Linked DNA regions of Homo sapiens: region 2 is linked to region 1. The links are chromatin contacts, found by Hi-C or POLR2A ChIA-PET in ENCODE. All regions are on one chromosome and are shown on one strand. Each heading gives the region's core, a stretch centred on a gene start or an enhancer-like site at or near the end of the contact. The rest is flanking DNA. Distances are from core to core; before and after follow the strand shown.

The links. Hi-C counts contacts between places; a loop is a spot of excess contacts on that map. ChIA-PET counts read pairs that join two places held with the same protein, here RNA polymerase II (POLR2A). Pooled maps may share reads with other maps.
Region 2: a pooled map shows a loop between it and region 1 (5-fold over the local background). The contact joins two enhancer-like sites. A Hi-C loop is called at or near these places in 4 of 50 pooled maps. POLR2A ChIA-PET finds 5 or more read pairs at or near these places in 2 of 52 experiments (activated CD8-positive, alpha-beta memory T cell and naive thymus-derived CD4-positive, alpha-beta T cell).

The regions. Positions count from the first base shown.
Region 1 is chr16:79,269,637-79,274,716 of GRCh38, forward strand. It overlaps a transcript of MAF not described here. Among named protein-coding and RNA genes, the nearest start is that of MAF, 330 kb to the right of the region's middle. Within about 2 kb of position 2,620, at least 2 of the 41 ENCODE cell types and tissues checked have a DNase peak (open chromatin) inside an H3K27ac peak, as active enhancers do.
Region 2 is chr16:80,653,452-80,659,281 of GRCh38, forward strand. All of the region lies in intron 2 of CDYL2 (chromodomain Y like 2), which reads right to left. Among named protein-coding and RNA genes, the nearest start is that of LINC01227, 84 kb to the left of the region's middle. RefSeq lists enhancers at 3,296-3,345, 3,496-3,635. Within about 2 kb of position 3,325, at least 6 of the 41 ENCODE cell types and tissues checked have a DNase peak (open chromatin) inside an H3K27ac peak, as active enhancers do.

The DNA.
Region 1 (5,080 bases), core at 1,370-3,869:
GCAGGAGCAGAATGATAATTATTCTGGTTTTGGCTCATCTTCCTTCTCTGTGGCCTGTGACTTCAAGGTCGGGGGCTGTCCCTGCCTCTCAGACTTCCTTTCATGCAAATCGCCCTGAGTGAGGGGTGAGGGGTAGCAACACCAGAAAAGGAAGCAAAGGAATGTAATGAACTCCAACCTCCACGGACCTACTTTCTATTTTATAGGCAAGCCTCTAAGGGAGAGGTTTGGCCTTAGCTCCATCGTCACCCAAGCAAGGTCTTGCATATTTCCATAAAATCCCAAACCTAGAAGCAAGCTATGGAGACGAACCTGGTCCATTCATCTCTCAAGAAATGAATGCATTGGTTTCATTCCAGAAAGATCACAGCTCTGAAGGGCTTATGGGTTTTTTTGCAATCCTGTTTTTTTCATCCTGCATGCTTACGGGAATTCAAGTCTCCTAGCTACCTCTTCTCGGGGTGGGTGGAAGGAGGTGAAGGGCCTAGAAGATCAGGGAATAGGCAGCTTTGGGACAGAAGAGACAAAGGAAGCCCCTGAAAAGCAGATCCCTTCTGCATCTAGCTCCCACAGAAGGTACCCCTTTAAAAAAGCATCCTAGTGTATGAGTTCTATTGTGTGCTGGCCTGAGGGCTGCAGGGGGCTTTTTCTTTGCTGGCTTGAGACAGTGGGTGGCTGTGTGTGATATATTTCTTGAGAACCCAAAGTAGTAGCAAGGCTTGCAGTCAAGGAGATGTGGCCAAGGGCAGAGGAGCATGTGTGGAGTGGAGGAAGGAGAACAGATGAAAAGCTAGGAATCCTGCCTCCTTGAGGCACTCAACCCAGTCTTTGAACCATAGATTCCCCATCTGAAAGCAAGGAGCTGGAATCCATCATCTCTCTGCTCCTCTGATTTATAGGCAGGATACCAAGGGAAAGATTTAGTCTTAGCCCCATCATTGCTTAGGTAGGGCTGGCTTGTTTCCAGTGATAATCCCAAATCTAGATGCAGTGACTTTCTGGCACAACCATCTCTCAGGAAGTAAATACACTGGTGACAGTAGGAAGGAGGAGGGTGGAGAAAGCTCCCACTGGCCCTGATTTGTGTGGGCTGAAGTCCAGGCTTGGAAGGCGATCTCTTCCTGGTGTAATTCACTGAGTGCGTCTAAGCAGTGTGGCTTGGGAGGTCACCATGCACTGACCACAACCCTATACACAGACACAGACAGAGACACTCATACACACTCTGTCCCTCTAATTTGTGAGTACAAAGACATGGCCAGAGTTTTTTTTTTTTTTAATGAGACAGAGTTTCACTCTTTTCACCCAGGATAGAGTGCACTGGTGCAATCTTGGCTCACTGCAATCTCCGCCTCCTGGGTTCAAGTGATTCTCCTGCCTCAGCCTCCCGAGTAGCTGGGATTACAAGCGCCCGCCACCATGCCTGGCTTTCTGGCATTTTTTTTTATTTTTTATTTTTAGTAGAGACGGGGTTTCGCCATGTTGGCCAGGCTGGTCTTGAACTCCTGATCTCAGGTGATCCACCTACCTTGGCCTCCCAAAGTGCTGGGATTATAGGCGTGAGCCACCGCACCCAGCCATGGCCACAGTTTTCAAGTGAGAACCATGTTAGGGCCCTAGCTCACTGTTTCCCCATTTACAGATAGGAGAGTACACACCTCACAAGGCACATAACCTCCATTGGGTTACTACTAAATAAAATTTCCCAGCCTCCCAATGTATGTAAATACCCTTAAATCTCATAATACAAATAAGGCCATTTGGTGCAGCTGCACAAATGCCCGGTAACCTTAGGCAAGTCATGTAAAACTTTCAGGATGGAATTCGTGTAGCTGCAAAATAAAGATGTTGAATTACCTGCTCTCCAAAATCCCTCTGTCCTCTGTAAGTATGCATGAGTAGACTGTGACAGCCTCTGGGTAATTCAAGCATTAAAATAATATCCACAACCCCTCAATTGCTTATTTTCTCTCTCAGATACAAGTCTGTTGATATTAATAAAGACTGTTGATATTGATGAAGAACTATCAATATCCATCTCTACTGCTAAGGAACCTAAGTTGTTCCAAACATGATTTGGAGCATGTGATGTCTCTGAGGGATGTGACTTGAGACATCTATCCAGGTTTCTTCCTTGCTTAGTCAGCATTTTCTTTCAAATATGGTATAAAAGGTACAATATGGAGCTTGGTGGCACCACCAGGGAGGTGATGAGGAAGAAGGTGCTGCCTGTAACAGTAGCAGAAGAAGTGAGAATCTCCCTGACCCCTCTGCCTCCCCTGCAGACTCCAACAGCAAAACGGGGGCCCACACAGGATATGGGATCCAAGAGGGATTTTTCTGCCTGTTGTGGCCTCCAAATTCTCCAAATAGGTCCGTTCACACAAACAAGGGTAGTTTGTTCTCCCAGCGACAGGTACGTGTGAGCCAATACTTGGGTGGGGGGATGTCAATGGGGGTAAAAGAAAACCTTTGCCTAGTGGGCAGCAGGCGGGGGCCCCCACCAGGGCGTCTCTGATGAAAACGTTCAGCTTGATGTGGCGTCTCTGGTTCCTCTGAACGCGCTCAGAGACAGAGGCGTTGAGCGGTGCTCTCTGTGTTTGAAGGTGTTTCTCTACAGCAAACACCAGGCGGAGAAGAGAAAAACCCAAACCACTTCAAGTGGATTCCGATTTTGAAAGCCACCACATGAAAAGTGCAGAGACCTAAGCCCCCTTTAGTACGAGCCCAAGAGTAACAGGCTCAGGCTGGGGCGGGTCGCCTGCTCCTGGGCTGCCAGCCCCCTGGAGGCCCTGTGCGTGTGACTCTACGGCCAAAGACATCAGTGGAGGGGGAGGTGGGAGCTTTCATCTCTGCACACCGACTTGCTCAGAACTAGACCACAGCGCCGCTCCATGCGGATGCCCTAAGTAGGACAACTTTCATTTGTGACCACGTGGCCCCACCCATCTCTGAACTTCCTGAGGTTTGGCACAGACCTGGGAAGAGTTATGACCTTCAGAGAAGACCGTAAAGCACACCAAGAGCCGATACTCTGAGTTAAAGCCATTCATTCATTCATTTGTCCATTCATTCATTCTTTCCTCCCAACCATATTTTTTTAAACATCTCAACACAACTTCTCCTCACCACCCACAATTCGGTAACGAGAGGAGCACCCGATATTTTTCCCTGCTGTCCTCCACGTTGACCTGATTCCTTTGGTCTTGGCACCTGTTTGCCAACTCCTAACAATTGGCTTTTGCTTGATTGACCCCCTTGCCAAAGCCTGATCCAAGACCCTAAACTTAGAAGAGTTTATTTTGCCTCTCCTCTTCTGCATTTCATGTAATCCAAAATGTGTCTAAACTCTAAATTATAAAATACAGAAGTAAGAAGTATGTTAAAATGACATTGTGCCGAAGTTATTGATAATACAATGTGGGAAAATTCACCAAAGTTGGAATTCTTGTTTTGCTCTGCGGTGTCCTTGTTTTGCTGGGGCCCTAAGATACATTTAGTCAGACCTTCAGGGAATCCCCCACGACTGTCTGCTCCCTGATCCCTGCTTTCAACCCCTAGGGAACCTCCTCTGGCCCCAACCCCGGCTGAGACACAATGCAACCCACCAGCTTCTGCAGTGGTCAGAGCATTTATCTAATCTCTGGGCTCAGACAGTGCAGGGAAAGAGAAGTTCCATGACTCGAAAAAGGCATTTAAAGTGGACGTTAGACTTTTCATTGCTGCCATGTGAACCTATGCTCCCTTTTATCCTGATGAGTGAAACGTCCATTTGCTGCTGTAACAAATTACCACAAACTTGGTGGCTTAAATCAACATAAATTTATGTTTCAGTTCTAGAAGTCAGATGCACAAATAGGTCTCACTGGGCTAAAATCAAGGTGTCTGCCAGGCTGTGTTCCTTCTGGAGGCTGTGGGGGAGAATCTGTTTTCTTGCCTTTTCCAGCTTCTAGAGGCTGCAACATTCCTTGGCTTTTGGCTCCTTCCTCTGTCTTCAAAGCCAGCAATGGCAGGTGAAGCTCTTCTCATCCTGTTTCACTCTGACCTCTTCTGCCTCCCTCCCACTGTAAAGAACTCTTGTGAATAATTATGCCCACCCAGATAGTCCAGGGTATTGTCCTTATTTTAACGTCAGCTGATTAGCAAATTTAATTCCATCTGTATCTTTAATTTCCCCTTGCAATTCCCATGTAATATAGCATATTCACAGGTTCTAGGGATTGGGACATGGATATCTTTGAGGGACTAGTATTCTGTCTGCCATAGCTGGAGGTCTGCAGAATCAGCTGGGTTCTAGGTACTTCGTGTCTGCCTTTTTTTTTTTTTTTTTTTTTTTTTGAGACAGTCTTGCTCTGTCACCCAGGTTAGAGTGCAAGGGCACGATCTCGGCTCACTGCAACTTCCACCTCCCAGGTTCAAGCAATTCTCCTGCCTCAGCCTCCCGAGTAGCTTGGATTACAGGTATGCGCCACCATGACTGGTTAATTTTTGTATTTTTAGTAAAGATGGGATTTTGCCATATTGGCCAGGCTGGTCTCAAACCCCTGACCTCAGGTGATCCACCTGCCTTGACCTCCCAAAGTGCCAGGATTATAGGCATGAGCCACTTTGCCCAGCCTTTTTTTTTTTTTAATTTTCAGAAAAAAGAACAAACAATAAAGCTGTGGCTTTATGGCTCACAAAGATCCATAAACCCGTGCTCACTCAGACACTAGTCAAAAATGCAGATGTCTGGTTTACCAGCTGAGATTCAGGTTGCGCAATTCCAGGAGAGGCCCAGCCATTTGCATTTTAACAAGCTCCCCAAGGGGACCCCAATGCAAATGCACTAGGAGCTGCACCCTGGAGACTCTGGTGTCCAGGGAGCACTGACAGCACATGGACTTTCGGGTCCTCAGTCCACCTCTAAGTACAAAGTCTAGTCACTGAGAACAGAAGAAAGGACCCTACTGTATAGCCCGGCAGTTAGTGCACTCCATAGTCCAGGCTTTTGTGGACTGATTCTGGAGCCCAGGGAGATGGGGTTCAGGGGGTTGAGCTTAAGCTGCAAAGAATGGTCTTTGTACCATCAGCAGTCCTA
Region 2 (5,830 bases), core at 2,075-4,574, 1.4 Mb after region 1:
TGAAACTCCGTCTCAAAAAACAAAAAAGCAAACAAACGAAAAAACAAAAAAGTGAAATTTATTTTAAAGAGTATTTTAATTTCTTATTTTTCTTCTTTTTATTGTTTTAACTTTTGTGAGTACATAATAGGTGTACATATTTAAGGGTACATGAGACGTCCTGATACAGGCATGTAATGTGAGATAAGCACATCATGGAGAATGGGGTCTCCAATTCCTCAAGCATGTATTCTTTGAGTTACAAACAATCTAGTTACACTCTTTAAGCTATTATTTTAAAGAATATGTTTTAGGAATTAAGTTCATTAAAAATGATGACAATGCTTCCCAGGTGATTCAGACATGCAGGCAAGCTTGAGAACTTCAACCCATGGTTCTTACACTTGCGTGTACACAGGGATCATGGGAGGATTGTGAAAAATCAGGCTGCTCCAGGGTCCAGGCTTTGAGAGCCAGGATCCAGACAACCCAAGAATTCCTCAAACCCCAGGAGTCACTGTGGTGTCGAGTGTGAGCCATCTTCCTCATGCATGGGGCTGCCCCATGCTTGCATGCCAACGGAAGTTGGAAAATCTCCTGGACTGTCACCATTTCTGCCAATGAAGTGAGTGACTGCCCCGTGCAGGATGGAGCCACATCTCACGATGACTCTGCTCAGCCGTGGTGATTTGGGGAAGAAGGGTGCAAGGAGACGCAGACAGGCACTGACCATGTGCTCAGCGCTCTGCCGGGCTGGGTTGGGAAAAAGTCACTACAGAGACTGAGACTCCGGAACCCAACCAGAAGCCCAGCCCGGGAAGCCAACCTGTCCCATGCCCCTCCTAAGGAAGATTACTGTGTGTACACAGCCTGGACAGGCTCCGTGTTCTGATCCTTGGTGAGCAGGATATGAGGATCAAGTAAGATAACATTTAAAGAAGCAGCACACAGTAAACCAGGAATAAATGGTGGCTCTTATTTGCTTTATAATCATCATGCCCAGCTTAGCACAACACCATTCTGGTAATATTTGCTGTCTCTCTAATAACATAATGTCTGAAGGCAAGGCCACTGGCACACTCAGAGCCCAGCGCTGCATAACACCCGTGGCACCTAGAAGCCTACAGGAATTGCCCCTCTGCATACAGGGCCCTGGGTCCACCTCCGGGTGGGCTCAGGCTCATAAATGGCATTGGGAATCTTGGAATCTCAAGGACCAGGCCTAAGGCAGGGACCAGAAAACGCTCCACCAAACCCTGCTACATGCAAGGCAACGCTTCAGACATCAGAGCTGCCCGGCATGGAGATGGGCCTGTGCCACCCACAGCTTCTGTGAAGCCCCAGTTTTGTATTGTTCCCTTACCAAAAGCAATCAGGCTTTGTCAAACATCAAGATGCAGCTCCTGACACCAGGTAAAATGATTCAGTGAACTTCGGAGAGTAAACACGAGTGTCTAATTACAAGGCTTGTGTAGAGGGAGTTGTTCCTTCAGGGTTAATCTCAAACCCTCAGCAACTCAGAAGGCCTTCCTAATCAGACAGAGCTGGCTGTGGTTTCTGCAGCGGCCCAGGCAGATCCAGGGCACGGTCCCGTTCGTGGAGGCTTCACCTCATGGGAGCTGCTTTTGGTGGGCGCAGGGTGTCACCAGATGCCCAGAGCCTGGGGACATCCATCCCTGCTGGGGCCAGGCCAGGCCTTTTCTGAGCAGCTCTAAGGCTGGGTGTCAATTATTGAACAGTCTTATACATTTGCCATTCTAGTTAGTCCATTTTACAGATAAGGAAAAGTGAGTACCTTGCTGGAAGTCACAGAGATTGTAAATGGAAGAGCCAGGATTGGAGCCAGCCATCTCCTCATTTTATTCATTCATTCATTCAAAATCTAGTTACTTGCCACCTCCTATGGGCTAGGTATCTACCAGGTGATGGGGATCCAAAAGAAAGTAGAGAAATAGGGCCTGTGCCCTCATGGAGCTTGCTTTGGGTTGGGGAGATGAAAAGCTAACAAGTAACTAATACCTAAAAAAATTACAGATTGGAAAACAATAGGGTGATGTGATAAAGAGTGATGCAGGGAGGGGAGGTGTTCGTGAACCCAAATCTCATGGTCTTTCCATTAGCGCAACAGGGTGGAGAAGCACCCGAAGAGACGAGGGCCCTGAGGCCATCTTACCAAATAAGCCATGAAACTAGCAGAGGCAAAGAGACCCTCCTACCCTCTGCCAGGACACTGGGCTCGCCTCTCCGATAAACTTAGAAAGATGCAACACCTCTGAGCCAAGCAGGGATCAGAGCCTCCTTGAGTACTGGATTCAAAATGTGTGCAATTCTGGATGCGGGTGGCTGAAACGGGCCTTCTCTCCAGGAGACGCAGGGGAATGGTGCCTCCAGAGCCCCTCAGACTCTGCCCTCTCACCGAGCAGTCCTCGAGGTCCCTCTCCTTCAGGAGCATCATGCTTCCCGAGTGACAGCAACAAGCTGGCAGGGAAGACGCTGTGAGAAACAGAACATGTTGGAACTGTGGAAGCTTAGGGCTCTGCAGTCAGAGGACATGGAAATAATCCCAGCCCTACATTTGCTAATGGGAGAAGCAAGGAAGCCACACGAGCTCTTGAGCATTGGTCTCCTTGTTCCCACAAAATATGAGAAATGAGATTCAATCTTACTTAGTATTTTAAAAGGTAGGGGCTAAAAGTACCTACTCTTCGGGCTGTTTTGAACTCAATCAATTAAAGAACTGACCTGGGGTCAATAAAGTGCCCAGCACACTCCAGGCACTTCTCCAATGTCAGCTGGAGGACACCAAGGCATTCAAAAAGGAGGAACTAATTGGTGAGTGTCCCTAATCATGCCTCTCCTACTCCCAACCCCACACCCAGGCCTAGGCCAAAGATTAGGCATTCCAGGCACAGAGGGGACTAACTGCTCTGCTGAGCCCAAAAGCCAGGGTGACGTCCAGTCGGGGGCACTGCCTGCATTCAGATCCCACATCCCCCTCATGGGCTGCAGGGCTGGACAACTTGCTCGCCTGTTCTGTGCCCCCACTGTCCTGCGTGTGAAATGGGAGGGCAGCTGAGAAGTAAAGGAAATGGTGCATGCTACATATCTGGAAAATAGGAAAGCCCCCATCATGCTAGTTTCCTTCCTTCTGTTCCCCTCAAGACTTCCAACATTCCCTCCTTTAGCGTACAAAGGAGTATTTCCCATTAAGAAGGCTCCATAAACTCACGTGCTGACACCGTGCCCCTGTTCCAAACATACAGAAGCGACAGATAAAATACAAAAGGAGAGAGTCAATAAGATGAAGCCGGGCTCACAAACGAGATAATCATCTCTGCGTATGAGAGGCACAACACTGACACAAAGCAGTCAGTGGGGTGGGAGAGGGGAGGGAAGATGTGGGTTCTTCAAAGGCAACAAGGACTAAGTCTTCCCTGCAAGATGGGAGGGGGAGCCCAGGCTTAGAGCTGGAAGCCAGGGGATGAAGTGAGCTGTCCACCCTGAAGGCAGTAAAACAGTAACCAAGGGATGTGATATCCACGGCTAAGGCTTTATTAGGATCTCAGGACCAGGTAGAGGCGAACACAAAACTATCAGAGAGAGAGAGAAGGAACGAGAAACGAAAACAAAACAGAAACTTTGCTCTTGAAATGAGCCTGCACACCAAAATACCAAAACTTGTAGACAGCTCACGCTTAGAAAACAAGCCAGCAAAATCAATACTCAAAACATGAATTACTCCAAATAAAATTAAATTAACATCATGAAACAATTTGACAAGGACTTTAAAATAGGAACATTTCAAATGCTCAGATGCAAGAAAAACATTCATTTAAAATAAACAAGAAATGTTCAAACAAAAGCAGACAGAAAGGAAACAAGGACAGTGAATAGCATAAAGAACTAATTAAACAGCAAATGACAAACTGGGAAAAACAGTTGTGTATCACAGATAAAAGGCTAATATCCCCAATTGTAAAGAACTTTTAAACACTGAAGATAAGAAGACCAAAAATTCCTTCAGGAAAAAATGAACAAAAGACAGAACAAACAATCCACAGCATTACACAAAAATGGCCCTTAAATAGAAGAAATGGCTCCAAATCCACCCAAAAGAATAGTGCACATTAAAACTCATAACAAAGAAAATTAAAACTACACTGAAATACCATTTCTCATGCATCTTATGCTTGGCAAAAATTCAAGACCTTGACAATATACTCTGCAACAGAGAATGTGGGGAGTCAGGCATTATCTTCATTGTGGGGGAGATACAGAAAGGTACAAGTGTGATGGGAAGAAATTTGGCAGTATCTGACAACACTGTTTATGCACTTACTCTCACGAAACCCAGCAATCCCACTTCTAGAAATTTAACAGGAAAACTGTACTTCCAATGGTACAAATATATATATGCATAAAATTATTGTAGCTTTATCTATAACTGCAAAATACTGGAAACTACCTAAATGTGCAAGCATAGACTGGTGAAATAAACTACGATGCACCCACACAATAGAATACTATGTCGCTCTAAAAAAGAAAGAGCTATCTCTATGAATATGGAGTGGTTTACACAGTATACATTCCAATAAAGAGAAGAAAGGTGGAAAAGTACTTTACCTTTAAATGTAAAAAAAAAAGATGGGAAAATAACATAAATTTGCTTTTTTTTCCAAAAAAAAAAAAATCACAAGAAGAATAAACCAGAAAACAATGAAATTGATTATCACAAGTGGTTGGCAGGGAAAATTGAGTAAAAGGGATGGGGAAGAGGTGACCCTTCTTTGAGGATATCTTTTTGTTTTAATTTTTGGAAGTATGTTAAAACATGTTAAGATATAAAATAAAAGCAATAAAGATGGGGGGTGGAAATAAACTAAATGAAAAGAGAAAGAAATAAACCTAATCGTCTTTCAAAGGAATAACATAACCACATCAAAAGGGGAGAGGGGAAGAACAAATACAAATAACTTTTGGATATAATATTATGAATATACAACAGATAAATCTTGAACTCTTCTTAGTGGGTTTGCTTTTCACTGTGGTAAGAATGGAGCAATTCTAAGATTATTTTATGAGTAGTTCAGGATTGAGAAAATGAGTAAATATATGATATTGTGGAGAAATAGGATTCTCTCTGTGGAAGAAGACATACAAATATGGGATGCAGAGAGGCAAGGAAGAATCCAGTGAGGTTAAAATGGATCATAGGTATTGGTAAGAATTCATGATTTTAAAAATTATACATATTTCCTAGCTCTGTCAGCTGAAAAGGCTTAGAAGAAATGAAACCCAAATAGCAATGAGCTATGTAGATCCCACATGTTGGTTTCTAAATAACAATCCCACTAAAATAAACAAGGGCTCCTAGAGAAATGGCTGCTTCCAGGGCTTGGGCAGGTAAGGTATACTTTGGGCTAGAAAATCTTATTGTACCTAAAAATAGGAAGTGATCAAAAGAATAGCCAGGCATTGCAAAAGGGCATATAAGGCAGCTTGAAGGGGCTCCCACTGGCCAAATCTTGGATGTTTTCAATAGTAAAATAAATAATGGCAGTAATAGATTATAAACTGTCACATAAAGTAAGAATCCTTGAATTTGTACTCACGATAGAGGTGATGGATGGATGGATGGATGGATGGATGGATGGATGGATGGATGGATGGACAGACGGATGGATGGATGAACAGACAGATGAGATGGATAAGAAGGAAGAGCATCATATCAGCTAGTTCAGTGCATAAGCTAAATCTAACCTTGAAGAAACATTAGATAAACTCAGTAAAATAACTAGCTTGTATTCTTCAAAAATGTCAGCGTCATTAAAAACAATGGCAGACTGAAGAA